2 separate regions of the Homo sapiens genome follow, and region 2 is linked to region 1. Evidence: chromatin loops called from intact Hi-C (ENCODE). Cell type or tissue: Caco-2. All regions are shown on one strand. Links, peaks and the distances in the headings refer to the core of each region. The heading gives the core; the rest is flanking DNA.

Region 1 (15,383 bases), core at 5,620-9,619:
ACTCAGGCTGTGTGGGACTCGGGCTGCGTGGGACTTGGGCTGCGTGGGACTTGGGCTGTGTGGACTCAGGCTGTGTGGGACTCGGGCTGTGTGGGACTCGGGCTGTGTGGACTCAGGCTGTGTGGACTCGGGCTGTGTGGGACTCAGGCTGCGTGGGACTTTGGCTGTGTGGGACTCGGGCTGCGTGGGACTTTGGCTGTGTGGACTTTGGCTGTGTGGACTTTGGCTGTGTGGACTTGGGCTGTGTGGGACTCAGGCTGTGTGGACTCGGGCTGCGTGGGACTTGTGCTGCATGGGACTCAGGCTGTGTGGGACTCAGGCTGTGTGGACGTGGGCTCTGTGGGACTCGGGCTGTGTGGACTTGGGCTACGTGGGACTTGGGCTGCGTGGGACTCGGGCTGTGTGGACCTGGGCTGTGTGGACTCGGGCTGTGTGGGACTTGGGTTGCGAGGTACTCAGGTTGTGTGGACTCAGGCTCCGTGGACTCGGGCTGCGTGGACTCAGGCTGTGTGGACTCGGGCTGCGTGGGACTCGGGCTGCATGGGATTTGGTCTACGTGGGACTCGGGCCGCGTGGGATTTGGTCTACATGGGACTCGGGCTATGTGGGACTCAGGCTGTGTGGGACTCGGTCTGTGTGGACTCAGGCTGTGTGGGACTCAGGATGTGTGGACTTGGTCTGTGTGGACTCAGGCTGTGTGGGACTCAGGATGTGTGGACTCGGGCTGTGTGGGACTCAGGATGTGTGGACTCGGGCTGTGTGGGACTCGGGCTGTGTGGACTCAGGCTGTGTGGGACTCGGGCTGCATGGGACTTTGGCTCTGTGGGACTCGGGCTGTGTGGACTCGGGCTGTGTGGGACTCAGGCTGTGTGGACTCGGGCTGTGTGGGACTCGGGCTGTGTGGGACTTTGGCTGTGTGGGACTCGGGCTGCGTGGGACTTTGGCTGTGTGGACTTTGGCTGTGTGGACTCGGGCTGTGTGGGACTCAGGCTGTGTGGACTCGGGCTGCGTGGGACTTGTGCTGCATGGGACTCAGGCTGTGTGGGATTCAGGCTGTGTGGACGTGGGCTCTGTGGGACTCGGGCTGTGTGGACTTGGGCTACGTGGGACTTGGGCTGCGTGGGACTCAGGCTGTGTGGACCTGGGCTGTGTGGACTCGGGCTGTGTGGGACTTGGGTTGCGAGGTACTCAGGTTGTGTGGGACTCAGGCTGTGTGGACTCAGGCTCCGTGGACTCAGGCTGCGTGGACTCAGGCTGTGTGGACTCAGGCTGCGTGGGACTCGGGCTGCGTGGGATTTGGTCTACGTGGGACTCGGGCCGCGTGGGATTTGGTCTACGTGGGACTCGGGCTATGTGGGACTCAGGCTGTGTGGGACTCGGTCTGTGTGGACTCAGGATGTGTGGGACTCAGGATGTGTGGACTCGGTCTGTGTGGACTCAGGCTGTGTGGGACTCAGGATGTGTGGACTTGGGCTGTGTGGGACTCAGGATGTGTGGACTCGGGCTGTGTGGGACTCAGGCTGTGTGGACTCGGGCTGTGTGGGACTCGGGCTGTGTTGACTCAGGCTGTGTGGGACTCGGGCTGCGTGGACTCGGGCTGCGTGGGACTCGGGCTGTGTGGACTCGGGCTGTGTGGGACTCAGGCTGTGTGGACTTGGGCTGCGTGGGACTTGTGCTGCATGGGACTTAGGCTGTTTGGGACTCAGGCTGTGTGTACGTGGGCTCTGTGGGACTCGGGCTGTGTGGACTTGGGCTACATGGGACTTGGGCTGTGTGGGACTCGGGCTGTGTGGACCTGGGCTGTGTGGACTCGGGCTGTGTGGGACTTGGGTTGCGAGGTACTCAGGTTTTGTGGGACTCAGGCTGTGTGGACTCAGGCTCCTTGGATTCGGGCTGCGTGGACTCAGGCTGTGTGGACTCGGGCTGTGTGGGACTTGGACTGTGTGAGATTGAGACTCTGCCTCCTTCCGGTCACTCAGCTTTGCTCCTTCCGGTCACTCAGCTTGCCCCAACTTGCGTGTGGTCATTCTCAGGCTAGGTGTAAGAACACACCATTGCACCTAAGTAGACGAAATCCAGTGGAGAGGGGAAAATCTCAATCTCTCCGTATGTCTTTTTTAGAGCAAAAATCCTTCCCCAGAAACTCTGCAGCAAACCTTATTTTTGGACTAGTGAGGGTGTATCCCTGACAGCTGGGGTAGACTCAGCTTCCTCTGAGAAGCACCCGCTGTATCCAGGGCATTGAGCAGACGGCACACTCTGTGGAGAAGGAGAAACGGGGGGTGAGCGGGAGAACGGGTCCAACAGGCAGCTGATGGCACCTGGGGTAGAATCAAGGAGTAACCTCAGGAGTGTGTTCCAGTTCTGATGCTGATTTATTAGGTTGCCAGGGAAGAACAGTTTGAAAATAAAGTTGAATTAAATCACAGACAAGCAAGGACTGCTGACAGTTCTGGGAGAGGCTCGAGGGACTGACTGTCTCTTGCTTCAGCCAGGAGAAAAGAGAGGTCCCGGGGGCCTGGCCGCCCGAGCTCAGGCGTCAGCCGGTATCAGAGCCGGAACAGGAGGACTGTGCGGGAGATTGTTGGACTCACCGCGTCCCAGTGGGACTTGGCAGCTCTGGCCAGTTGAATATGAGTAGGTGTTTAACTCAAGTAGAAGAGGAAATCGGAAGGATCTATCCATCAAACTGTGCAGCTGGGAGGAGCTCGCCCACACAGCTCCATCTGCAAGAAGCACGTGGCCACACGGCCTGCGTCAGAACTGTCTTTCGGGGACGACCCCACCTCCAAGGCCAGGGGTGCCTGGAGACCATTCTATCAATGTCAGCCTTCCCAGCTGCATGGGCAGGGGGAGAGTGCAGACCACAGATAAGGAATTCTCAGGGGCAAGAACCGCAGAGACACTGAGGTTCCCAGAGCGCAGAATTCAGAACTAGCAGGTTTTTTCTGAGCTCCGCCCAAGGCTGTGTGGATATCAGAAGTCAGGGAGAGGTGACCTGGCCTGGAGGTCATCACGGTGGTGAATTCCAGGCCTGGAAGAGGCCGGGAAGAGTGGAAATGCCAACATCAGATTTAAACACTCACTGATTTCTTCCACTTACATTCACAGCCGGAGGCTGGTGGAAGAACAGAAAATGCCCACAAGAAAAATTCGAGTGATGACCATGTTGCCACGGGAATGAGCCAGTCCTGAACCCGGCCTGTCTGCCACGCCCAGCACTGTCGCCAGGATGCAGGTTCCAGCAGCTCCCTTAAAGGGAACGCAAGAAAGGCTGCCAGTGTCACTCCGGGCGGTGCTGGGGAATCCCTGGAGTTGGCACTGGGCTTCTCCACCATCACCAGGTGGGGCCCTCCAGGAAGTGGGGGGCGGTGAGGGTCTTGGCCCTTCATTCAGCTCTACGTCCTGGCTGCTTCACGACGCCAGCCTTCGCAGAGCCCTCTTTGGAAATTAAATACATACTTTACTGAATCAACAGATCACTTAGCATCTTGTGGTATGAAAATGCAAACCCCAAACCAAAATCAAACCAAACCAAAAGCCCCCAAGAGATGCCTGTACTTTAAAAACGCATTTAGCCATGTGCGTCTGGGACAGGGCCCTCTCCGCAGTCTCAGGCTTTTATTTTTACATTTTAACTACAGGAAGATTACAAACATCAGATTTTATGAGGCCCTGGAAAAAAGATATATTAGCTTAGATATTCTAACTTATCAAATGTGTGGACACCATTATGTTGATAAATTTAAGATGTTTACAAACAGACATATGGAGAGAGATTTTTAAGGGAAAACCATTTTAAAAAATTATTCCATCATATTGACCTGCTTCTAGAGACAGATGGGCCAAGAGTCTAGAGCTGGTACCCAACCTTTGATTCGATGTGGCTATTAAAATACAGGGTAATTAATTCTCATATTGAGTTACCTCGCTAAGAGCAGAGCCGCACAGCAGCGGGGACCAACCATGCCACAAAGGCTGAGAGGAAAGGCCAGGTGAGTGGGGGAGGCCCAGCTGCACCTGGTTCTCGTCTGTATCACATCACCCCAGAACAATTCCTCTTTTACAATTTTAAAAGGTAATTCAAAATTAAACACGGCTGTCCCGGCTTTTAAGATACAAAACCAGATTCGCAACTGCGTCTTATTACTAAATATCCATGGGCCATTTTCAAATAAGAACCCCAGTTCCTAACTGAGTATGTGGGCGGAATACCCTAGCGTTTACCTTGGCACTGATATTCCTTGTCTATAGTTGGGCTTTCTCATGCCTTCTCTCACTCAGGCTCAAAATAATACCCACGGCTGCTGTTTTAGGACTTTTTTTTTTTTTTGACAGGACCTCGCTCTGTTGCCCAGCCTGGAGTGCAGCGGCACCGTCACAGCTCACTGCAGCCTCAAACTCCCAGCCTTGAGCAATCTTCTTACCTCGGCCTCTCAGGTAGCTGGGTTACAGGTGTGTGCCACCATGCCCAGCTAATGTTTCTATTTTTTAGAGATGGGATCTCACTTTGTTGCCCAGGCTGGTCTCAAACTCCTAGCCTCAAGCAATCTTCCCACCTTGGCCTCCCAAAGTGCTGAAATTACAGGTGTGAGCCAACACACCCAGCCTGTTTTAGACCATATTTTTAAAATTTTCTATCATAATAAATTTTCCTTAGACACAGCTGACTATATTGCTGAAAAGAAAAGAGCCATGGATTTCTATCTCCCAGATTTCCCTGTCCACATCAGCCTCAGGATGTCCACAGGAGCTCATTCCCAAACAAAAACAAGAGGCAAGATGGGGCTGAAGAGGCAGGGGGAACAAAGGCCCTGTGAGGGGAAAGGCAGAGACTTTTAGGGGCTGGTCTAATCCGGGAGAACGTAGGACCGAGGCAGGGCCACGGGTTCCCATCAGAGGCTGCAGGCAGTGTGGCAGCCAACAGGGATCACTCTCCAGGCACCTGTGAGGTATCCGAGAACACTGCTTTCTTTAATTGGCACAATTGTATCAAGTCGTCATTATTATGTTCATCTTACAGATAAGACATTTGGATCACATGTGGTGATTAAGTTTCCAAAGCTAAATAGTGACAGAAATGAGACTCAAATCCACCCATCTGCCCCCACACCCATGCACTGTAACCTGCCCCAGGGACCTGTGGCTTCTCCATGGAGAGTCACTTTGATGGAGGGCAGGCTGGAGGCAGGTCCAAGGCCCACTCCCTGTCCCAGGGGAACGGTTGCTGGGCTGGCCTGACAATGGGTCTGGGGTAGGCCATCATGCCATGACTCTGTTGGGGAGGCACCAGGCTTGCAGCGTCCATAGAGGTGGTGATCCAAGATCCCTAGCCACCGGGGCTCGCGGTTTCTTGGCATCAGAACCTTTTTGCAAACATCATTCTTTGAAACCCCAACAAATGAAATGAGAAGAGCAGGGCTGACGGGGGAGAAGGGGCTGAGGGACCGGGGGTACCTGCTGTCAAGCACCCCGCCCTAGGTCACGTCTGCAAAACCCCAGCGCTCAGGGGACACAGTGCAAATGCCACTGCCCTGGGCAGCCGTGGAGTGGAGTTCACATGTTTCAGCAGCTGGCTAGGAGGACTCAGCTTCCAAAACCAGAGGTGCCATAGCTGAGCCTGGTGTCTGTTCTCACCCTGGGTCAGAGTGAGATCTGCCCGAGATCCCTCAAACAAGAGACACTGACCGCAGCCACCACAGGGAAGCTGCAAACAGGGCTTCCTCCAGCCCAGCCTCGGCGAGGAGGAGCCGGGAAGGCAGGGTGCCCTCAGCTGGCAGCAGACTCTGGAAGGAAGGGTCCCTTCCAACAATATCCCTCCCTTGTGTCGTCCAGAAAAGGGAAAAGGAGTCCACTTCGCACTTGCGACCCAGGTGCCTCGCGGGCTCTGTCCTTCCCAGGCTCCGAGGAGCTGTACCCGCCGGCTGTGTGGATGGCCGCTGGGCTGGACCTGAGCCAGCCCCCCGGGAGGCTACGTGCAGCCAGTGGCAGAAGAGGGATGGCGGGAGCTGGTGGGAGGAAGTGAGTTGAGTTTCACCTGAGCCTGTGTCTGCTGGCTGGTCATTCATGGGGTCCTGAGACTGGGACCATGGGAGGGTCTGGGTCCCTGGGTTGAGCCAAGAATCCTCAGCTCTGGAGCATCCATCCCCACCGCTCCTGGATTGCTGGAAATCACAGCATGGAACACAGAGGCTGAGCAGCTGGCCAGGCCTGGCCTCAGCCTCCCCTACTGTGGCATCCAGCCTGGACACCCACCTCAGCCAGCAGTTTAAGCCCTGGGATTTGGGCATTGAACCCCAGCTCCTTCTCCTTCCCTGGAGGACACCTTGGCTTGATACCTTTATCAGCACCTCTCTTACTTCTGGAAAAAGCAACACCATGTTCTATTCCTTGTCTTTAATAATTGCATGGGAAAAAACTACTTAAACTGTATCTACCGTAAAACGTTCTCCAAACTGACCATCAGAGAGAGTTTAGAAGCATGGAAGGGATCTGTCATTCCCATTCTTCAATGTACCACATTTGCTTGAAGAGTACATAATAAAAATAAGGAGAATGATTATTTTGCCACCAAATTCTGCACACTCATTGGTGGAAGAAGCTTGGGGCCTGTGGGCTGTAGAGACCCTGGGGAGAGCCTGCATCACAAAGGTGAAGAAGGGGCCTCCGGAGGTGCCAGGGACAGGACCCGGGCAACAGAGGCAGGCATGGGGGTCACACTGACTCTCAGTGTGACTTACGCCGGCCACAGAAGTGCAGTTCTGCCCTGGTGACTTCAGCCAGAGAGGACAGCAAAGCACATCTCCCACCTCTGTCTCCAGGGAGGATGAACCCTACCCAGGCTTGGGCCTGCAGCAAATGGATGGAAACACCACAGCTTGACCGCAGCGCCCACGTCTGAGCCTGACCCACAGCTCGGGCCATTTCCCTTGAAAGAGTTACTTTCTTCCACCTTCTTCAATTAAAAGAAAAAAGGAGTTATCTCCTTTTGATGCTGTCAGTTTTCTGATGAAAAGGGAGAACTGCAGATACGGGTCTTTCTAGGTAAATAAAACACCGTATTGGTTGGAAAGCGAATTCTCATCGCGGGCTAAGTCAACACAGGTGTTCTTTCATGGATGCAGGGCAGGTGGCCGTTTGTTTTCCTTTCCCTTCACAATCGTCTCTTTCTCTCCATTCGGTTCACATCTGAGCCCACATCCCTACGGGCAGCCACGAGGAAATGTCACCTGGCCCTTGTTAGGTATGAAATGTCCTTATCAATAACGGCCTGCTGTGCCCCAGCTTATCCAAGCTACAGGCACCTATAAAGCAATAAAAGGCGATTAGGAAGAGCTGCCCCTGCGGAGTTCTACGGAAGGTCTCAGCTCGGTTAGGGGAACCGTTGCTCCAAATCAACAACATTGACTTCTGAAGGAGCAAACGTTCACATCAAAGTAGCCTGGGTCTTCAAGGGAACCAAACATTGGCCATAAAATGAGCACAGCCCGGTGAATGAGGCTTTGTTATCCTCACCCAGGTGTCAGCTCTAAGACCTTCCATGAGACCACTCTTTTGAGAAAGAGACAGGCGGCCACACAGAATGGGTCATGGCGCCAGCCCTGGGTTTGAGGGGGAAAGCCCAGACGCTGCCTCACCATGAGACAAAGACCCCAGGGGCAGCCCTGAGCTGGAAGGCCACACGCCTGGCCATGGCCCAGCCCGGGATGTGGGTACATGCTGCACACATATGTGTGGGCGTTCATGTGTGTGGGCATGTACATGGGCCCAGCCTGTGATGTGGGTGAGTGCTGCACACATATATGTGGGTGTTTTTGTGTGTGTGCGTGTACATGGGCCTGGCCTGTGATGGGGGTGCATGCTGCACACATGCGTAGGCATTCATGTGTGTGTGTGCATGTACATGGGCGTGGCTACATGTGCCTGGGCCAGTGTGCATGTGCATGTACACCTGGTGCTGCTGGGCCTGACCTCTGACGCCTGGCTCCAGTGCCTCCGGCCGTTTTCGCCAGCTTGGGTCCTGGGTGTCTAACCAAGGTTCCTCCCAAAGGCACCTGAACAGCCATGATCATTCCTCACTTCTCCCAACATCCCCTCCCAGCCCTCCGGGGAACTGCATGTGGAGGCCAGGATCACCAGGCCACGGCGTCCTGGGCGGGTCTTTTCAGAATCAGAGTACAGAGCATGGGAACAGCACCACGTCCCTGAGAAGTGCAGGTCCCGGGATCAGTTTCCCCTCTGAGGAGGGAGGAGCACTGGGGGGCCCGTCCCTGAGGCTGCAGCACCGTCTAATGGTGGGAGAGCCACTCCTGCAAGTCCGTGACCTTCTGCACGGGGGACAGGAGGCACCTCGGCGGCCTCCCTGTCCATGCAGCCGGACCACTGGCTATGGGTTCAATTGTGTCCCCTAGAAAGAGGTGTCCCATCCCTCCCCTCAGCACCTATGAACATGAACTTCCTTGGAATAGACTCTTTACAGATGTACTGCAATTCAGATGAGGTCATCCTGGGTTAGGGCCAGCCCTCATCCAATGGCTGGTGTCCTTGTAGGACGAGGAGACATGGCAAGATGACTAGAATCAACTCTACCCGCAGGTTAAATCAGACCTGAGGGACAAGCTAAAAGGTGGTATCAAACACAAAACACTGTTAGTCATTTTCTGAAGGGAGGTGATTTTCCTGTCAAGCTCTGGAAACGAATTTATTCCCATCATCAGTCGTGGCCACAGGAGGTGTGCAGCTTTTCCTAAGATCAGTTCGTCTCAGGCTGGTCACGTGAGGCTCAAGCAGTCATTTCTTTTTAAATTAGTCTGATCAGTGATGGCAACAAATAGGTCCCCAGCAGCTCTCACCTCTGACCCTGCGGGATCAAACGAGGCATTTCACAGTGAGGAACATGCTGGTGGGCACCTTCAAACATTTGCCGCTTAAAAAGTTGGTGTTACTTTAGAGCGAGCCTCGTGGAAATGTAGCTGGCTCCAAAGCTAACATGAGAATGGTTAAGGGCAAGTGATGTAGGGGAAAAGGCAGGGCCCTCGCTCCCCAAATCCTGCCTAGGCTGTTTCATAAACACGTGCATCTGGCCGGCAGCCTCATCTCTCCTGACTTTCCAGGCTGGGCTCCTGTGCTGGTCAGATCGTGGCTTCTGCCTCCTTCTTTCAAAGATGACAGAAAGGGGGTCAGGCAGCCTTGCATTTTCTGATCAAAGCATTCATTACAAGCCAGGTTTGCAAAATAACAATTCGTCCGCGTGGTGTTTTTCTAAATCACACAGTCCTGTGTATCCTGGGGTGCCACGTGCCCACCAACCTGAGGGGACAAAGCGGGGACACAAGCTCTGCCGCTCCCGGGGAACCACACCCCGACCCTGCGGCCACGACATCCAGGGCCCAGCCTGGACTCGCCAAGACGCCTTGGAAAGATCCCCCCGGGCTCCTGCCGTCAGCCGATTGACCCCACGCCCTTCCCCGCTTTTCTCGCCTGCTGCGCCGCTGACATCACATCCGGGTCTCTCCGGCCACTCAGAGAGGAGGCACCTGCTCCTCGGGAGGCGTGGTTGGCTCTAGCGTGGTGGAGAGAAGATGATTTGAGGTTGGGTGTAACCGAGCTTGCAGGGAGTTGTGGAGACCTCTGTGCACGTCCACTCGTCCCAGGACTCTTTCTGCATCCCAGTGGAGGGTCCCAGCCCGGGCGCGGACAAGGAGGAGGGTCCCAGCCTGGACGCAGACCCAGAGGAGGGTTCCAGCCCGGGCACAGACAAGGAGAAGGGTCCCAGGCCGGATGCAGGCCCAGAGGACGGTCCCAGCCCGACCGCGGGCAGGAGGGCCGGGCTCAGCGTGAGCCGAGGGTGCCCCCTGGTGGCAGTGGTGATGCTGTCCAAAGCGGGCCCTGCCACGTGAACACTTTAATTCAGGAACAAGCGCGGGAGAGGGAGGCCGGCCAGGCCTCCCCAGCTCCGGGCAAATCTTCTCATGAATTCTTAATGAGGCAGTCACAGCCCCTCTCCTGTCTGTCAGCTCCTGGGCACTATAGCACAGAGTTTATGGGTTCATTTTATTGTAACAATAAAAAGAAACAGCATTGTATGTTACCAATAAAGTAACTCTAAGACACAGCTCACACTTGTGCTGATTGTTCATTTTCTCATTGCACCGAAAACGTATTCATCATAGAAACATTGTGTACAGTCGGATGTGACATTATATTGAGGGTTCAGGTCTATAAGCAACACACTGTGATTTTATGTTGTAGGGACGCAGCGTCAGGTACAGCATGAAATGTAAACGTCACGTGGATGACCTGCTGGTGAGCGTGTGCGTCTTGTGTTTTGTGTGCACGCACCACACGAGGCCCACGTGGGATTTCTCCCTGGGGCTGGAAAGCAGCTGTGGATTGGTGTTCAGCATCTGTCGGGATGGAAGGGGCTTTTCCATCCAGAGCTCTTTCCTACTTTTAGTAGGTGATAGAATCAATTAACTGTGGGAAAATGGAAGCATCTTCCTGTCTTTAAAAAAAAATGTAAACAAGAAGCTCAACTAGATACATTGTTTTAATTTAAATACCAGAGCAAGTATTTGAAGAGCCTAGCACAGCACTGACCTGAGCCTTCCGTTCCTTTTTTTTTTTGAGATGGAATCTGGCTCTGTTGCCCAGGCTAGAGTGCGAACGGCGCAATCTCGGCTCACTGCAACCTCCACCTCCCGGGCTCAAGCGATTCTCCTGCCTCAGCCTCCCAAATAGCTGAGATTACAGGCACCCACCACCACGCCTGGCTAATTTTTGTATTTTTAGTACAGACGGGATCTCATCATGTTGGCCAGGGTGGTCTCAAACTCCTGACCTCAGATGATCCGCCCGCCTCGGCCTCCCAAAGTGCTGGGATTACAGGCATGAGCCACTGCGCCCAGTCCTATTCGCTTTTATTCCCTCAAGGAAAGCTCCTGGGTTTCCGTCACGTGGGCTCTGCTCCAGGTGCAGGACACAGGGAGGAAAAGAGGGGGCTTCTTCCCACCATGGTGTGGGGAGCAGGGTGGGGTGCAGGGTTGAGCAGTACATACAGAAGGAGGGAGGCAGTGCTGGGATTTGCACAGGTGGGCACTCGAAAGATGGGTGTGGGCAGCCACCAGGATGGGACAGAAGGAGCCGCAGGAGGTAAGACCTTCAGGACAGCAGAAGGGGCAGCGCTGGGCCAGGCAGGCTGAATCCTGGGGTGGGAGGAAAGCTGAGAAACACAGCTGCAGAAGGCAGGCGGCAGGATAAGCTGTGTGGTCTCACATCCGTTTGGCTGTGTGTGCATTCGACGGTCCTGGAAGCAAGATCACACTTGGCCAGGTGGCCTCACTCCTATGTCCATTACTGCTGTTACCTTCTCCTGTGTTTTGGTCCTGACCTAGGCATTGTAATTGGTATGTAAGCAGGGAGAGGACCAAAATAAGGAGCCTGGGGTGGGGGGTGGATACTTACAGTCTGTGTCTCAGGGAATTTCCTGAGGCCTCCTTTCTGCTTGGTTTCCCCAAAGGAGCTTCCTGGATGGACCTGTCCTCACAAAGGCCTTCAGCTCCTTCTAAGTAAAGGAACAGGCAACCTCTGCCTTCCCCTGCCACGGATTCTCTGATTTTCGGATTCTCTGTGAGTCCGTTGATGTCCCAGAAAGCGAGTCCAGAAGTGACCTTCTTCTTGGGAAATTCTCCCTCCTGAAGCCCCCGGCTGACTTGAACACATTGCCAGGTTTGCGAAACACCGTGAATAAGAGAACTTTTTCCAAAGGATGTCGCACATTCCTGCCTCCAGGAAAGACCCTGCTATCCTGAGGAAAGGAGTATTTCACTGCATTACAGTTTAAAATCTTGAATAATTACTGTTTTTCCAGTTCTTCTTTGAAATTCAAAGAGAGAGGATAGAAGGAACAAATGCATGGCAAGTTTGATTTCTGCCACGGAAGGAATCCAAACAGGACTACTCACAGCTCATGGCAAGTTTGATTTCTGCCAGGGAAGGAATCTGGACAGGAAGGAATCCGGACAGGAAGGAATCCGGACAGGACTGCTCACAACTGAACTGGAGTGCCTCCTCCATCTCCAGTGTCACGGCCTCTCCTCTTGCTAAACTTTTTGTTTAAATGCAACACTCTTTTCTCATTTGTCATGGCATTTGTCAGAACCTTGAAAAGAGATTAAAATGGAGTTGCAAAACACTGAGAGATTCAAGGAGAGCCAGTGAATCTGCAAATAATTTTTAAGATAAAAATGAAAATAATAGTAACGCTTTGAGTGTCAGTGGAATTTGACTGTAAGTACAGTTTTACTAAGACGAGGTTTTCACCTAGAGGCTCCAACTAAGAACATAATTTTAATCTGCCCAGCATTGGGTTAATCTTGACTGCATAATAGTAAAAGGTATTAGCGATATTAGAGAGCTGTTTGCAATTTCTTGGGGCCGTATTCGCATTGATCATCTCTGATGTTACTCACTGTGTTTGCAGATGGAAGACATAAGGTTAAAAGACGTCCAGATCCATTTTAGAGACGATTGAAGTGAAGCAGTGAGATCATCTATCATCTGGCAGAAATTGGGCCAAAACCAGACATCCCCCATCCAGCCAAGCTGCGAAGCCTTCCAGCACAAATGCGTCTGACCACAGCTCACCTGGGATTGTGGCCAGGAGCCAGTTAGCCGGGATTGGAGAGCAAGCATGATAAAGTGCAGAGGCTCTCAGCCCTGGCAGGATATTTAGAACATCCTGGGGAGCTTTAAAGTCCTGATGGCCAGGCCACACCCCAGGCTGAGTGAATCAGAAGCCCCGCGGGACCGTGCACCCGCGTTTTTAAAGTTTCCAGGTGATTCTCAGATGCAGCCAGGACTGGAACACGCCAGTGTCAGGAGAGCCCTGAGGTCCGGCCCTGCCGCCGATGGGCAAAGCAACCCGGAGTGTGGTTTCCTCCGTGGTCAGTGTGTGAGCCTCAGACCCGCTTGGGCTGACTTCCTTTCCTCTACAGGATAAGAATATCAGACATGGGCACCTCTGTGCACATTTCCTTTGAGAGCCTGACTTCCAAAGTTGATCAATGTGAATGTTTTGTAAATAGGCCTCAGGAAACAGCCTTCTTGTGATTTTTTTTTTCCTTCTCCGTGAACCTGGAGTAATACTTTCTTCTTAAAATAATATTTATGGAGCAGTGCTTCAATATATTTTAAACGTTGAAATAGATTTACTTGATTTTTCCTAAATATGAAAGATACACGTGTTTTGTAATAATCAATATTGAAAGTGTAAAATAAAAGATAAAAATAACCCAAAATTCCTCTATCCAAGGATAGTAGAAGTGACACATATCCACCACTCAAAATTGTCCTTCCAAAATTTTCGTCATGTATGTTTCTACCAAAATAAAATGATGATGTGCTTTTATTTGTGACCAGTTTTCCTCACCTGTTGATATGCATGCAGTCAGATTTATTACTCTCTTAATGGCTACACCTGAGGTACAGGAAACAGCGAACCACACCGCCAGTTCTCTAGGTCCTAATAAACATTTTCCAAACAAGTGACTGAATGAGCACCAGGAAGGGAGGAGGAAGTGTGGCCAGATATGGCGCAGGGGACACTGTTGGAAATGCTTGTTCTCCGGTGCCGCAAAGAAATAGCACTTGAACATAAATTTAATTTATTCAGCAAGGCCATTTTTACTTTGTGCAGAAAGGGTACGCTCGCCAGTAGTTTTGCCACGAGAGTACACTGAACAAAGGAGACAGGGTCTTTTATAACCTGATGCGTCCACCCTACTGCTGTGTCTGGTTTCCATTGGATGGAATGGGACCTCACATTCTGTATTTGTCCCGACTACCTAGCAACTTAGAACTTTTTAAAAGAGGCAAAGGCAGCGGAGAACAAAGGAAGGAGGAAGTAACTTGTGGAATGCTGAGAAAGGTAAAAACACCTTCAAATAAGGAAGAGAAACAGGCTATGGCCTAATGCCCGCTTGGACCAGTGTAAGCATGCCAGGGCAACTATTTAGGCTAAATTGTGGGAGCTAAGAGCATAAAGTACATTGATTTATTACGGCTAGCAGATATTTAAGAATGTCAGCACAGGTCTTTGGATAAATTTTGCTTTGCTTCTAAGAGAAGTTACTGTTTATTTCTAATAAGACAGGGAGGAGAGTCTCTTTGAAGGGGAACCTCTACTTTACTTTTTACAACACCGTTGGTTTTAGCTGCTCCTAATTCCAGCAGTGACTCCATGGGGACTTGGAGCCCTGGCCCTGGTAGGTCACGGTGGGGTCGGTGTGGAGACGTGCCCCGTGCTGCCGTCAGTCGTGCTGACCCTGGGAGACCAGAATGCAAAGGCGGCAGCTCCCAGTCCCAGGGAAAGGATCCCGATGGAGAGTCTGGGCCCGCTCACCCCGCCCAGTGGTCCTGAGTGCTCTGAGGAGCCTCTCGGTGGCTGCAAGGTGACAGCCCTCCTAGACGCAGCTGCTTAATGACTTTCTGCTCATGTGTTTCTTCCCAAACCCATTTCTGCATAGCGGAGAGTTAGAAGGTCATGTTTTCAAATACAAAATGTCTAAGTTTTATTTTCCTAGGAGTCCTGAACAAAGTAAAATGGAACATTTCCATATTCCTTCGGAGGAGTGTTTTATGCCAGTGTGCGTGCCTGGACTCTTGACCGAGCCAAGGCCCGCCTTTATGCCCGGGGTGCTTGGAGCAGAGCCCTCGACCCAAAACTGCGTGGTGCCCACGGAGGCTCCAGGTGTCTGTGCATTTCCACACCCAGGAGGTTGAGTGGAGGAGGGAGCTGACACCAGTTCTTGCCCTCCCCTCTCTGCAGGCCAAGGCCGAGCCCCTGAGGGTGGCTCCCCAGCGCCAGGCACCTTCTGGGGTAGAGCGCCTCAGAGCAGAGGCCCCACACTGGCCCCAGGACCGGCTCCTCTTTGCCTTCCCCGACCCCGGCCCTCTTACCTCAGGCGTCCGTGTGCCCGGAAACGAATTTTGTGTTGGTCCCTCCTGCAAGCCCTCGTATTCAGAAGAGGAGACTGAACAGGCTCCCGTGCCCTGTGTGGCGGCACGGACACGGGCTCAGACCCACGCTGGCCTCCACAACCTCCCAGAGACTCCGTGTCGTGACCAACGTTCCCAGCGTGCTCCATCTGCAGGGCAGCTCCCGGCCGCATCCTCTACCACCCAGGCGACACAAACCCTGCTCTCTGGAAGCGCATCTGAGAGCCCTGAGAAAGGGCGGCCCGTCCACATGCAGCCTGATGGCCACACACTGCCTCCCCCACGTGCCTGCTCTGGGTGCCTCTGCTGCCATTTCTGGCCATGCTGGACGTTTGAGGAGAGTAACCGCCGTGGTGATATTTAAAAGGAACATTCACACCTGGGAT
Region 2 (15,383 bases), core at 7,094-11,093, 130 kb before region 1:
AGCGGGGCTATGTGGCATTGTTCACCCAGGGACATTTGTGGAGATAAAGAGAGCACTGGTCCAATCCCTCTTCCAGTTTGAGCAGGGGGAAAATAGGGTTGAGGTTCAGCAGAAGCTGGGGGGCCCTCATCAACATGCTCCTTTACCAGTAAGAGAGGAAAAAGAAATTCACCAACTCAGGATGCTGCATTCCTTGAGAAGCTAATGAAACTTTCCACCTTGAAGTCTGCATCTCAGCTGGCTCTGTTTAAAGGCTAGCTTTGCCCAGCTAATCAGCATTGTACCCCTCTGTGGCTGCGGATCACCAGGTGGGTTGTGTCAGTGGAGCTAACTCGGCAAGGCTGGCTGTGGAAATTGCACTCACTTTTATATTATTGTCACATAGGGCTGTCAGCACCACTGTGGGTTAAGTCTCAGTTCTTTTAAAAAGGGCTGCTCTGCTATCTTGAAGATAAATCTTGACCCAAGTTTTGCAGGAACTACGGTGACCTTGATGGGCAGTGGAAGGAATCATAATCTGTGATTTTTTTAATGGAAATTTATCAACTTTAAATAATTTGCCCAATGTTACTCATACATTTTTTAAAATCTTCACGCCAATAAAAGAATTAAAAACAGAGATTAGCCAAAAGCCAAAGCTGGACTCAAAGCCAGGTAGGGCACACAAGATGCTGTAGGGGCCGGACGGCCCGTGGGGAGCCCCAGACCTCACCAGAAATCCAGGCGGGGTCCTCAGAGCTCCTGACCTGAGGACCGTGACAGTGGCAGGTGTGGCTAAGAACAGGTAAGCCTGTGTGTTTTGGAGCTCACAAAGCTACTTGGCAGTGGCCTTGCCCAGATGTGGGGATGAAGGCTGGAGCCAAGAGACAGGTGAGCGGCACCCAGAGGTGATGGGGCCTTTGCCATCTCAGAGTGAGCTATTTTTCACAATTGTTCCATTTCAAACAGCGTGCTCTAATTTTCCTGAGAATAAGCTCACCTGCTGAAATGATTCAGGTTTGTTTTAGCTAAGACGCAAGTGAAAACAGATCATTGCCTTTCAGGGTTTTGCAAATATGTATGCTTTCACTTAAAGAGGGCAGAGATGGCACATAAATACATTCTGTTGAATTCTGCCACAGATGAGTCTCAACCACATTTTTCATGTCACCAACACGCATTGACTGAGCTCTTCCAGCAGTGGGGGGCGCCCCGGGGGCAGGCAGCTCCTGGGAGACATGACCTTCGGGTGCTGTGCCATGGGAAGGTCCTCCACCCGCTGAGACGCTGCTTGGATCTTATAAAATGCTTCCGAGTCACAGGCGCCTCACAGGTACTTGAGGATCTCAGCAGCCTCGTTCTCGCAGCACACAGCTGGCTGGGGCAGCACAGCTTTGCACTGAGAAAGAGGGAAGAAAACAGAAAGAAAACATGAACCTGCAGTGTGTTCAGTAGGAGCCCCAGGTGCCTTCGTTTCAAACAGGGGCCGGCCCTATTAATAGCTTTCTCCTACTGTAGATGAAAAGATGGAATAACCTAAATCCTGTTAATTTTTATGTTTAAGAGGTGGTCTCTATGTATTTCCTGAAACCCTAAGTGAGGAGATGCTGAGAACTTAGGTAAGACGCTGTAATTATCATTTTCTCTAAAGGGAAAGAGACAGTCTCGACATTTTTTCTCAAATAAAAGCACCCAGCATCCAGGCATTTGGAATTTGACCATAATTCTTGATAATGTACTGGTGCGGAACTAACAATGGAAGTGTTATTTCTCAGGGATAAGAGAACATACAGGTTATGGACATGTTTCTCCCCTTCCTCCTGTTTAATAGCAATTAAATTTCACAGGAAGACAGTGCATGTAAGAAAATAAGCTTTTAACTAAGTTGTGCTCATTAATAAACAGCCCATTCAAGAAAAATAAATATTCCTATTGCAAAGAATTCACTATGTGTTAAAAGAACTCGGTTGAGAGTCTTAAAACTAATTCAAGATAAAAAGTACTTTGCTAAATGTAGAATGCAATGAACTGGACATCGAGTGACTTTATTAAAAAACCCCACAATTGCAGGGGGTTCTCATTTCTTTTGATTTCCACGAAGCAGTGCTATTTGCACAGGTGCGAGGAGCCCAGGTGTAAGGAAGTGGTGGGGGGGAGGGCACAGGAAGTGTCTTTGTGGACACCAAGTAGCTCACACATTAGAAAACCAGTCAGACAGACTCAATGGATCAAAGTCATGGTCTATGTTTCTTCTTAATAAATTACTGGGTTTGGGCCAGAAGAAAAAGATTAAAACAAAAACCGTTTACAAAACAGGTAAAAGCACTCTTCAAATCTTAACATGTTTAAAATTTCTCCTTATAATATTGATTAAATACGTCTCTGACTATATGAGATAACGTGACATAAGAAGACATTAAGGAAATGTTGCCTCTGAAATACATAATTCTTGTAGCTGTAAGATTTGCAAGGCCAGGTGCAGTGGCTCACACCTATAACCCCAGAGCTTTGGGAGGCCAAGATGGAAGGATCTGCTGAGGCCAGGAGTTTGAGACCAGCCTGGGCCACACAGTGAGACTCTGTCTCTATCAGGGGTGGGAGGAAATTAGCCAGGTATGGGGGTGTAACAAAATAAAGTGCACAATAAATGTGCACCTGTGGACCCAGCTACTTAGGAGGCTGAGGTGGGAGGCTCACTTGAGCCCGGGGAATGGGAGGTTGCAGTGAGCTATGACTACGCACCAGGGCACTTCAGCCTGGGCAAGTGAGACCTTGTCTCAAAAAAAAAAAAATTCTCAAAAGCACACACTTTCCAAATAATAGGCCAAGAGAAAATAGATGGCATCCACGTGTTTGCTTTCTTAGTGGGAGGTGCACACAGGAAGAAATGAGATTGAACAGAAGACAGGGCAGCACTGGCAATGAGGCCCAGTGCGTGAAGAGCCTGCACAATTCTGAAAGTCACTGGGGACAGGTGGGAGAGGGGCTACAGACTCAAGCCTGTTTAAAGAATCATTTCTCCATTTTAAAGCCTGGACTTCCTCAGATTTCAGAAAACAGGGTCCTACTCTTTTAGAACACAGAACCTAAATCTTCCAAGCAAATATGGAAATCCTGTTTCAGAGCCCGCAATACAAAACTTAAATGCTAAAGGAAAACATAACTTTCCACAGGACATTTTCTCCCAGAGACGGACATTTCATTCAGTCATTCATCCGGCATCTGAGAGACGGACATTCCATTCACTCATTCATCCAGCATCTGAGAGACGGACATTTCATTCAGTCATTCATCCGGCATCTGAGAGACGGACATTCCATTCACTCATTCATCCGGCATCTGAGAGATGGACATTTCATTCAGTCATTCATCCAGCATCTGAGAGATGGACATTTCATTCAGTCATTCATCCGGCATCTGAGATACAGACATTTCATTCAGTCATTCATCTGGCATCTGAGAGATGGACATTTCATTCAGTCATTCATCCAGCATCTGAGAGACGGACATTTCATTCAGTCATTCATCCAGCATCTGAGAGACGGACATTTCATTCACTCATTCATCTGGCATCTGAGAGATGGACATTTCATTCAGTCATTCATCCAGCATCTGAGAGACAGACATTTCATTCACTCATTCATCTGGCATCTGAGAGATGGACATTTCATTCAGTCATTCATCTGGCATCTGAGAGGCAGACATTTCATTCACTGATTCACCTGGCATCTGAGAGATGGACATTTCATTCAGTCATTCATCCGGTATCTGAGAGACGGACATTTCATTCACTCATTCATCTCGCATCTGATGGAAGTTAGCTGCACCACTTTATATGTATTTTAGAAACCCTTAACTTCAGTATTTTATTGTCTTCGACTTCTTGCTCCCAGTCTTTAAGAGTAAAGCCTCATGTTTCCAGTTAGCTCAAAAGTCAGACCCAGCTTAAACTGAATGTATTAAATAGTTATTAAGTGACCCCTCTCTGTAAAAGGCATTCTACCAGCCTCCAGGAGGATGGGATTTTGAAGAAGAGCCTGCCCTAGTGAAGCTGAAAATCCAGAGGGCAGAAATGTACATCCACAAATGACCACGCTGTATAAGGAAGAACACAGGTGCCTGAGTGGCTCAGAGGGAAGATCAGTCAAAGCTGATCTGGGGGGATATCTGCTGCTTCCTAAAAGATGACCTAAGGCAGAGGTCCCCAACCCTGTATTCATCTGTATTTACAGCTGCTCCTCATTGCTCATATTACCCTGAGCTCCACCTCCTGTCAGATCAGCAGCACCATTAGATTCTCACAGCAGTGTGAACCCTATTGTGAACTGCGCATCTGAGGGGTCTAGGTTGCGGGTTCCTTATGAGAATCTAATGCCTGATGATCTCTCACTGTCTCCCTTCTCCCCAAGATGGGACCATCTAGTTGCCAGAAAACAAGCTCAGGGCTCCCACTGATTTTACACTATGGCGAGTTGCACATTATCTCATTATATATTACAATGTAATGATAGAAATAAAGTGCGCAATAAATGTAACATGCTTGAATCATCTGGAAACCATCCCCCACCCACCAGTTCATGGAAAAAATGTCAAACGTTCCTCATGCCGAAAAGGTTGGGGACCGCCCATCTAAGGAACCCAGAGGAGCTGGATGAGAAGCCATGTGAGCTGGCATCCCAGGGCAAATCCACAGACGTGGATGTGTCAAGGCCAGCAGTAGGAAGAAATCGGAAAGGATGCCACTGAAAGCAGGCCTCGTGTGTCATCGTGGTGGCCAGTGCCTCTCAAATCAATGTGCTGGCATCACTTGAGGACCTGAGGAGACCGGGGTTCAAACAGAAAACAAGGAGGTGCTGGGCTCCTCCCTCCGGCAGAGGATTCTGGGGAGTGTGCTGTCCTCAACATGACACAGATGAGGCCAACGAGCCAACTCTGCACAGGATCTCACCAATTTTGTGGTGCGTTTTTTTGATCCTCCCTGATGCACTAGACTGAGTCACAGATGCTCAGTTTGGGGGCATTAACATTGGGCTCTGGCCACCACAGCCTCTGCGGGACACTGAGCCGGCATCATGTTCCTAGCACAAATGGGTGGTGCCGCTGGGCTCTGCACCAACAGGGGAGAGTTAATGCTGGTTCTGCATTTTTCCACCCGTGCAATCTCTGACACTCAATTTGCTAATCTGTAAAATGAGAGTAATAATACCTTGTCACCTTTGAGGTAGCTGTGAGGATAAAATAACGAGCTCTTTCATATGTGGACGAGTACCATGAAGAAAACCACCATGCGGGGAGGGCATTTGCTTCCCAGCCTCAGCACAGCCCTGCTGACGGAGGTGCCTCACAGGAGCACAGAGACTCACCAGGAGGAGCTCACTGTGGAGACGTGACGTAAGTGCTCTCTGCTCATTTAGAAAACAAGCAAGGTGGCCAGGCATGGTGGCTCACACCTGTAATCCCAGCACTTTGGGAGGCCGAGGCAGGCAAATCACCTGAGGTCAGGAGTTCGAGACCAGCCTGGCCAACATGCTGAAACCCCGTCTCTACTAAAAATACCAAAATTAGCTGGGCATGGTGGTGGGTGCCTGTAATCCATCCACATGGAAGGCTGAGGCAGGAGAATCACTTGAGCCCAGGAGGCGGAGGTTGCAGTGAGCAGAGATTGCGCCACTGCACTCCAGCCTTGGCAACAAGAGTGAAATTTTGTCTCAAAAAAAAAAAAAAAAAAAAAAAAAAAAAAGGCCAGGCACGGCGGCTCACACCTGTAATTCCAGCACTTTGGGAGGCCAAGGCAGGCAGATCACAAGGTCAGGAGATCAAGACCATCCTGGCTAACACAGTGAAACCCTACCTCTACTAAAAATACAAAAAATTAGCCAGGCGTGGTGACACACACCTATAATCCCAGCTACTCAGGAGGCTGAGGCAGGATAATCGCTTAAACCCAGGAGGTGGAGGTTGCAGTGAGCCAAGATTGTGCCACTGCACTCCAGCCTGGGCGACAGAGCAAGACTCTGTCTCAAAATAACATAAATTAAATTAAATTAAATTAAATTAAATTAAATTAAAATAAAATAAAAAAGTAAGTGAGGCATGAATCAGAGACACTGGTCGTCAGCTTTTCAAAGGCAGCTTGTCTTAGTAAGTTTAAGAGTCTGAGTGAAATAACTCAGTGAGTTAGGAAAGTGGTGATAATGTAGGTCCCATCGGCATTCCTGACCCCCTTTTGCCTTTTTGTTCTATTTACTGGGTATCCATAGGACCTTAAAACCAAGAGCAAACAATTGAATGAGATGAATTTGTTTTAATCTGCATGACTAGATTACAGCCACAAACCCAATAAATACGCAGAAGGTGGCTGTGGGCAGATGCAGGGCATGGAGGGCCATCGGGCTGGCAAGGCTCTGTGGTCAAAGGGAACATGCTGACCTTGGCGATGGCAGAAGAGCAAAGTGACCAGGGACGTGTATGGAGCCATGTGAGAGCTGATTTCTTCACTTGTCCAATGGAGGTGATAACAAGGATTCCTGTTTCATAAAGATGATCGTGAAAACAAAATGTGATAGTGCACGAGAAAGTGTTTGGAAAAGATATGAAGATGTTATTTGCAAGAAGCCCTTGGAGCAGAGGTCCTGCTTATCTACCATTTAAATGAATATAGGGTATGTTTGCCATTTCAACTCTACTGTGTGAGCACTAAGGGATCCTCTTGCTGGTGATCATTTTCAAAGAGAAAATGAGAAGTGTGCAGTAAAAAGGGAGCTAAATTAGAAGTTCAAGAAGAGAGAGCAGGTTTCTTCAGGAAGCCTGGGAAAGATGGAGGCAGATGCAGGAAAGAGGGCAGGGGCTCAGCCCTGCACAGAGCTGCCAGAGTGAGGTATCTGCAGCCAGCGGGAAGACCCAAGGGATGTGCAGGAGGATGTGGCCAGGGCGAGGCAGCCCCTCTCAGGACCAAACGCCTGGAGACGCTCCCACCTTCTGTGGGGAATCAAGACGGACCTCTCAGGATGCACACACAACCAAGCAAGGCTGAACCCCAGCCACCCCTGGGTGACGCTGTTGGGTACGGAGATCCCAGAGGAAAGCAGGAGCCCTGAGGCCGTGGTTGTTTCTCTGTTTGCCACACTGCCTTTATTGTTTTTTAGTGGACCTGGAACTTTTTATAAGTGCATTTACCAATGCTTTACTGGCTTTTGGTCCCCTGAGCCAGGATTTCCTAGAGCTCTTGGTTCCATCTTCCCCCCACCTCACATTCTGCAGAATGGGCTTCAGGTTCCTGGCCCCATAGCGAGGGACAGATGATGCAGGTTCCTGGCCCCGTGGCGAGGGAGGGACGATGCAGGTTCCTGGCCCCATAGCGAGGGATGGACAATGCAGGTTCCTGGCACCGCAGCAAGGGACGGATGGTGCTTTATTGTACTTTTTGCTCTGCAACTCTCTTCTCCTTTTCCAAAACATTTATTTTGTGTTTATTTTCCTTCCCTGTCTCCACATCCATGTTAATTTCAATGATGAAAATGGATGTTTTTCCTCCCTGTTAGTAATTTTTGAGATAATTTAAGAAATCTCTCAGGTTATTCATTGTTCCAATCCAGTTTTATTTGAGATTCAGTAGAAGCTCTGTTATTCTAAAATTCTTCCTAATAAGATATGATGAGGATGGTGTTACATTAATGCAATAATTATCTCTGGCAATGACAACGAAAGATTATCCTTAGCATCCGGCCACGATTCTTAGGGGTCAGAAGTGTTTAGAGGCACAAGGTAGATTGTACAAGTCCCCTATGAAATACTGTAACACAGCTGAACTTCCCCCTCTCATAAGCAATGCCCACTCTGTCGGAGAGTCTTGTCATGCTTTTGGTCACTTAAAAGTGTTCCGGGGGTTCATGCAGCCTCAGGCACCATCCTTATTGCTTTAGCTACAAAAGTGCTTCTTATCCAGGGTCCCAGTGAGAATCGAGATGCCCCTGGATGAGTGTGAAGCACTCGTGTGCGTCCTCGGCGGCCACTGTGAAGCAGTACCCTTGTAGACACGGAATGCATGGGCATGGACTCTAAGCCCAGTGCTCCTGAGCCCATGGACGGTACCTCCTCGGGGGGTAGAGAAGCTTGTGCACCCACATGGCCTTGGAGTCCAGCAGTGTCTGGCCAGAGCTGCAGCTCAGTGAAGAGTGTTGTCTTCAGAGCCACATTCGCGTAGCCACCCGGGGTCCCTACAGAATCACCGGGGCAAGTAGCAGGGCCGAGAGAAGGTGTTGGAGAAAATGAGTGCAAGAACACGGGGCATGACCACGCGGAGACCCTAGAACACCTCCGTGAGGGACCCCGTCAGGTTCCACGCGTGAATGCTGTCCTTCCACCCGAGTCAACAGGAGACCCGCCAACACCAAGTACAAAACACCTCCAGCATTCAGAGTTCCCTCTCCTCCTACTTCAGTCTCCCCTTCTCTTGCTCAACCCTCTTCGGATGTCATCTCTTTTTTCTTTTTTCTTCTTCTTTTTTTTTTTTTTTTTTTGAGACAGAGTTTCACTCTGTCATCCGGGCTGGAGTGCAGTGGGGCGATCTGGGCTCGCTGCAACCTCTGCCTCCTGGGTTCAAGTGATTCTCCTGTCTCAGCCTCCCGAGTTGCTGTGGGACCACAGGGGCCACCATGCCCAGCTAATTTTTGTATTTTGGGATGTTGCCCAGGCTGGCCTCGAACTCCTGAGCTCAGGTGATCCACTTGCCTTGGCATCCCAAAGTGCTGGGATTACAGGCATGAGCCACTGCACCCGGCATGGACTTCATCTCTGTTAGCCTCTTTCCCTGCTCACAGCTTGAACACTGAGCACCCGGGCCAGGCATTGTTCTAAACACTTTACTGCATTAGTACCTTTAACCTAACAATCTTCTGCATTAAATGCTATCATTAGTCCAATTGTGCGGAGAAGAACATGGAAACAGAGTGATTAATTAACTCACTCCTTCCTGATTGCACTGCTGGTCAGCGTGGGACCCCAGGGCCAATCTGCTCCACAGTCCCCTATTGGTTCTGGTTAAAAAAATGAAATGTGTAGCTCCTCACGGGCTCCCAGTGGAAAATTACAGGATGACTGGATATAAAGTAGTAGTTTCCAATTGACATAAAAGTATACGCACTGGAAATACATAAACTTATTTCCTTCACACGTAGAAGACAATTAAAACTTTGGGAGGTAACACACAGTTGGAATTCTCTGCTGTAGGCATATAGGGAAAAACTGATCTGACTTCTAACCTGAAGGTTTGACTCTCATCACTGCCCCATCTGCCGCACACTTCATAGCTCATGTATAGCTCATCGGTCTCTGGGCTGCAACGCACAAAAGATCAGATAAACTCCGACCTTTACTGATAGCAAAAGCAAACATGCTACCTGGGGAGTGATTACCCAGTGACAAGATTACAGAGGTTAAATGAGAAGTATCTGAAAATAAAAGTACAAATCAACCATGAAAGTAAGTATGAAGCACACGTTGGACTGCGGTTCCCACATGCCCAACGGCACCTGGAATCGCAGTGGCTCTCAGCGGCAGCATGCAGCACCGTCTCCCGGGCAATGGACTCTCATCTCCACCCCCAGAGACTGGCTTGTAGGTCTGGGAGGACCCAGGGTTTCCATGTGTAGTAGACAGGCTATGGGCCCTGGCTGTCCCCCCAGAGACTGTGGCTCGTAGGGCTGGGAGGACCCAGGGTTTCCATGTGTAGTAGACAGGCTATGGGCCCTGGCTGTCCCCCCAGAGACTGTGGCTCGTAGGGCTGGGAGGACCCAGGGTTTCCATGTGCAGTAGACAGGCTATGGGCCCTGGCTGTCCCCCCAGAGACTGTGGCTCGTAGGGCTGGGAGGACCCAGGGTTTCCATGTGTAGTAAACAGGCTATGGGCCCTGGCTGTCCCCCCAGAGACTGTGGCTCGTAGGGCTGGGAGGACCCAGGGTTTCCATGTGTAGTAGACAGGCTATGGGCCCTGGCCATCCCCCCAGAGACTCTGACTCGTAGGGCTGGGAGGACCCAGGGTTTCCATGTGCAGTAGACAGGCTATGGGCCCTGGCCATCCCCCCAGAGACTCTGACTCGTAGGGCTGGGAGGACCCAGGGTTTCCATGTGTAGTAGACAGGCTATGGGCCCTGGCCGTCCTCATGCAACACAGTCACATGTTGCGGCTCTCTCACCACTCAGCCTGCAGCAGGAAGGGCGATCAGAAAAGAGCGGCTCCCCTACCATTCCAGGGACACAGACAACCCCAATGACCTGACCTCTTTTACTGAAGAAGTAGCTCTGTTTTTATTACAGTATATAATTCACAAATTCGCTGATAGCCTCGACATTTTCTGGCACAGCTAAACTACCCGCCGGACAGCCACTCTTTCCCTCTCTGTCCTTAGGGTTCCCTGGAATAGCGAATGCGTTTGCTGATGAAGTGACATTTTCAAAGGCATTCAGCCAGAGTTTCTTTTCTGAGGCTCTTGCTCATTTCAAAGCATTTAGAGCAAATTACACTAAAATACATGTTACAGAATATGAGAGTAACCTGGAAAGCCAGGGAAATGCATCCAAACGCCAAGATACCAGATAATTTGTTTCTTAGCCAAACCTCAGTGGAGACTGTGTTATTCGGTGAAATCATTTCCACTGAGAGGCATAACTGAAGGATTTAAAATAGGAAACAGAAAGGCAGATCCTTGCTGGAAACAATATGTCCGAGAGGCAGCTCCACAGATCACCTGTCTCCCACTCATGCTGGTGAAGAGAAACGGCTCCCCTGTATGGGCAGCGGCTGTGCAGTCCCGTGAGTTAAAAGTACGACAAAATGGCCCAGCGGTAAAGGTCAGGGGCCTCTGATCTCTGCATAAAGTCCAGGCAGCCTCCAGCCCTGTGTCTCCATCTAAAGGCAGTGAGACTTCATTTTATTCTAAATGTCACCTATAGCCCTTCAGCACCCCCCATCATCACAGTTCTGACTGTGTCCATTTATTTTGCTTTGTGGGGGGCAAAACGTGGTTGTAAGGAGACCTCAAAACTAAGAATGCTTAGCTGCCAATGCAGGGCGATGATTGAATAACCCGAAAACCGAGTTTGTCTCTCACTTCATCTGAGCCAGGTTTTCCTGACAAGACCACGGGCTCCTAACGGGGATTGGTCCCATGAATGTCCAGAGAACGGTACGTTCCGGGGGCAGGCCTCTTGCTCCCACTCAGGACTCCTAGGAACCTGCTTCCCCCGTCACTGAGGGATCTGCGTGCCCACTGCCCGGGTAGGCAGGAGGGTCCCTGGAGGAGAGAGGGCACTCAAGAAGACCCCCACCTCCATCCGCATTCACCACCACATGCCGCGGAGGCCACAGATACCTATGAAAGGAAGGGCGAATTCTTTTCTCTGTAATAAAAAGAGCTGGATCCCCTTTGCCCACGCCTGGGGGCAGGTGCAGAGGCCGTCCCTTTGGGAAGGGATGTTGTCAGGGCTGGAGGCTAAACGGAGCTGCTCACAGGGTCACCCAGGAACACACGAAGATGCCAGCCCAGGCACCTCATTTGACCACGCACAGCTGAGGCTCCCAGTGACCACCGGGCTCCTCTGCGAGGGAAGGAGAACCCAGTCATGGGCTTGGGGCCCGGGCCCTGCCCTCCGTTCCAACCAGGGCCCTTAACCACAGGGCCAGGGCTGGGCCTTCTTTCCCCAGGACGGCAGCCCCAGGGCTCTCGCATAGCTTTACACTCACAGGCTTTGAGAGGAAGGGGCGGGCCTGGGCCACAGAGCCCCCTCTAGCCCTCTGCTCAGCCTTCCCCATGCTTGCCGGGGGCCGCATCTTCCCCTCGCCTGGAGGAGAGGCGGTGGGGGCTCCGGTCAGGCTCCTGTTCCCCTCTCACCTTGGGTCACGCATTAAAACAGATTCTTTGAATTTTCGACAGCCTTTGTTTACACTATGCGATAGCCCAGACATGGAATCCTTCCAAGAGAATTCTCCCCACAGTCCTCTGAAATGGAACAACTGAAAAGCCATCACACCCCACTCAGAAGGGTCCCCACGCTGAGGTGCACAGTGCAATCTTGGAGATGGGCAGGGAAGGGCTCGGGAGGCCCCAGGGTGGGGGCCCTCACCGCTGCCTCCTGCAGTCCTTCACCTGACACCTCTCAGGCCGCAGCCCCGTCCAGGTGCCGGCCAAGGAAGAAACCTCTCAGAAGAAAGGACCTCTCGGGACAGAACTCGAGGGCTGGGGCGACAGGCGATTGGTCCCGTCTGCAACTCCACCATCACCCCCGAGCATGGGTAGGCTTCCCCCAGGCTTGGACAGTCCAACACACAAACCATTAGCCACATGAATCTATTCACGTTTAAATTAACTAAAATGAAGTAAAATCTGAAGACAGTCGCTCATTTGCTATGTGTTGAGTCCTCATGGCCTCCTGTGCTAGTGGCTGCTGTCTGGGACAAGGCAGCTCATAAATCATTTCCATCACTGCAGACAGCTCTTCCAGACAGTGTTATCTAGAAACAGGGATTGCAGGGCAAGCACTCCCCACCCTGCCTTCCCAAACCCCAGTGTTTTCCACAAAATGCCCAAGAAACAAACAGTTGCAACAAGATGAGTACCGAAAAGCTTCCAGGCTCTGTGACCAATCGAACAAATCCTAAATGCCAAGCAGAGTAACTTAAGAACAGTGTCTTGAAATTCACACTTTTAATTACAGAGAGAATAGAAACACCTTAATTACAGGAGGATGAGAAGCTTGGAGACTTTTGTGGAGGGAGTACAGAGGATTTTGAGGGACTTCAAAGGTATTTTAGACATTAAAAGAAAAGAGCGAGGAGGCGAGAGGAAATGCATGCAGGGCACCCATAGGCTTTGAGGCCTGAGCTCCCAGCTCGGCCCGGCCCTGACCGCTCATCGGTGAGGAGGCCAAGGAGGGCAGGGCGGGCCGTGTGGGTGGGTGAACCGTGCAGGTGGGTGAAGCCACCATGGGGAACTGCACAGGTGGGTGGAGCCCCCAGGTGAACCCTGCAGGTGGGTGAGGCTGCCAGGGAACCGCGCAGGTGAGTGAAGCCATGAGCTAGCAGAGCCCTGTGACCCGGGTCACGCCTGTGTCCTGTGGCCAAAGGGGGCAGGCAGTGTGGGAGTGGCAGACGCAGGCCTGAGGTGTTTGCGAAGCGCTGCTCCCCAGGAGGAGTCACCTGGGCTTTCTTTAAAGTTTCACCAAACGCTTCCCGGGCATTGCGAACTTCAGGGCTGCCACCACAGCAAACACACACTCATTTATCGTTCGGGAGGTGCTCACAGCATCCCACATCTACGATCTGTACTTTATAGAAAAATTAAATGTGACAAAGAGATAGAATTAAAAACTCAGGTTCCCAAGGAAAATGTTGGAGCTCTGGAAGCGACCCCAGCGGTGGGCACCGGGAGCCGCGGACAAGGTCACCCTGGCTGGCGTCAGCCAGTGGCTGAGAGAGGAAGTGAAGAAGATCCACCTGCCACGGTGGGCTTTCCACAGGGCCTCAGTTAGAGGGGGGTGGACCCGCAGAGGGACCTACACCTGGGCCACAAGGAGCCTTTCCCTTGGCCGGAGGTCCCTCCTTTGTGACTCACTCAGAGCAAGACAAAGCCTGGTCTGCAGGAGCCCACATAGGGCGCAGGAGCATGGCTTTCCTGGAACCACTCTGAGCCAGGAGGTGTCTGTGTCCTGAGCCCACCCTGTTTTGCTCTTACCTTAGACCCTCTGAGAAGGGTCATGGTGTGAGCAGGTTCCCTGCGGGTTTCAGGAAGGTGCCAGAGGCGGGGCCTGGAGGATGCAGGCATGAGGGAAGGGGCAAGGCCGAGCGAGGTGAGCACACCCCGGCCCAAGGGAGGTTCCCTATTCCCCAGGAACTGCAGGCAGAGGGAGGCCTCAGCCAGGATGGTCCATCCCAGCCCTCCCAGGCCCAGTGCACTTAGACAAGGCTGTGATTCCATCCCAGCAGCTGGGAGCGAAGTGGTGCCCGCCCTTCCCAGCCACCTCCCTTGCCCTTCAGCTGCTGGGATGGGGCTGCTCCAGCCGAGGGTTCACTCTCACTCCCAGCCCTTTGGGAAAGAATCGCAAAACCCCAGTATGAGGAGAGGTGCATTTCTCCATTCACGTCTCCTCCAAGTCTTAGGCTTACCAGGAAATCAGTGGCACTCTAAGCAGCGTAAGTCAAAGGGCACTGCCCACTCATTTTCAACGTGCTTAGGAAGTGATCCCCTATCTTGTTGGCTGTGAAAATGCATAGAAGAAAATGTTTGCTGTGTGTGTTCATTTATCCAAAAAGATTCTGATGGGCACTTTAGCCCTAGTAAAGTGTTTCGGCTAAAGCCAAGAAGAAGTCTATCTAGGTGTTAAATTCAGAAAAAGAGGAGAAGGAAGAAGAGAGGCAAAGTATTCACTCTTTTCATGTATTTACTGGTTGGGTGCGCATTAGGTGCGTGTCTGCTGAAACCTAAGGAGACCAGCTTATCACATGCCTGCCCTACCACTGAACTACCTGAGCCCAGACCAAAACTTTGCCATGTCCTAAAGAACGCTTGCACTCACAGTGTGTAGAAGGAAAGCTGCTCTTAGCTTTGCCATGTCATGAAGAATGCTTGCACTCAGAGCGTGTAGAAGGAAAACTGCTCTTAGTAACATCTGGAATAACCATCTAATACACTTGCCAAGATTCAGACCAATATGCCTGGAATAATGTCAAACCAAGAAAACAATGAGGTTTATGATGGAAACAGAGAAAAGACTTCAGGATCGTTCCAATGGCATCGGAATGATCCCACACTCATAATATTTTAAGGTTACCAAATGCACTTATGAAAGGTGGCTACCACATAGAATCTAATTTTGTTTTTTGAAGAACAACTCCTCTGGAAGTTATTCTTGGCAGACACTGAATAGCAAGAACCAATTAAAATAGAAAAGATAAAGACAGTTAAAAACTAATATGTCTGATGAAATAAATATTCAGATGAAATTTATTTTCTTGGCTGTCATTTAACTAAGAAAAGAAAAACTAGGACTTATACACTTTTTTGAAAAATAAAATCATGTCCGCAATGTCAACTTGTTTGTCAAAAGCTAATTTTAACTACCTAGGATTTAATATCCCTAAAATGTTGATATTAATATATCAAATTAATATAATTTTAAGTTGCAATACTATTAGACAGCCAGATCTTATCACAGTGGTTTCCATTCTGAAGATATCTTGGCCTTTGTACTTTGAACATCATTTTCTGAACAGTAACAGTTTTCCTTCGCTTCTGGAAACTTGTCACTTACTTTGCCATCCATACATCATTCACAAAACATTTGCCTTCATCATCATGCAAAGCTACAGAAGATCTTGTACAAAGTAAGATTATGAAGGGAAAGGAATTAAGT

What was found. A loop is a pair of places that touch in the nucleus more often than their neighbours do. Peaks named below come from ENCODE experiments on the same cell type or tissue, not always from the same donor. Only the 100,000 strongest peaks of a DNase experiment are listed, where the experiment ranks them.
Region 2: it touches region 1 in a loop (15-fold over the local background); 1 of 110 quality-filtered maps calls a loop at or near these places.

The regions. Positions count from the first base shown.
Region 1 is chr6:168,364,919-168,380,301 of GRCh38, reverse strand. LOC107986549 (a long non-coding RNA gene) reads right to left here and starts at 12,702. Exons shown (of 3, transcript XR_001743904.3): 1 at 12,471-12,702; 2 at 11,464-12,160; 3 at 10,018-11,305. In Caco-2, for the core only: no CTCF peak of the experiment used is centred there; DNase peaks (open chromatin) are centred at 7,211 and 9,596.
Region 2 is chr6:168,493,402-168,508,784 of GRCh38, reverse strand. The region is part of intron 1 of SMOC2 (SPARC related modular calcium binding 2); the gene reads right to left. Among named protein-coding and RNA genes, the nearest start is that of SMOC2, 60 kb to the right of the region's middle. RefSeq lists an enhancer at 11,130-11,848. In Caco-2, for the core only: no CTCF peak of the experiment used is centred there; a DNase peak (open chromatin) is centred at 9,304.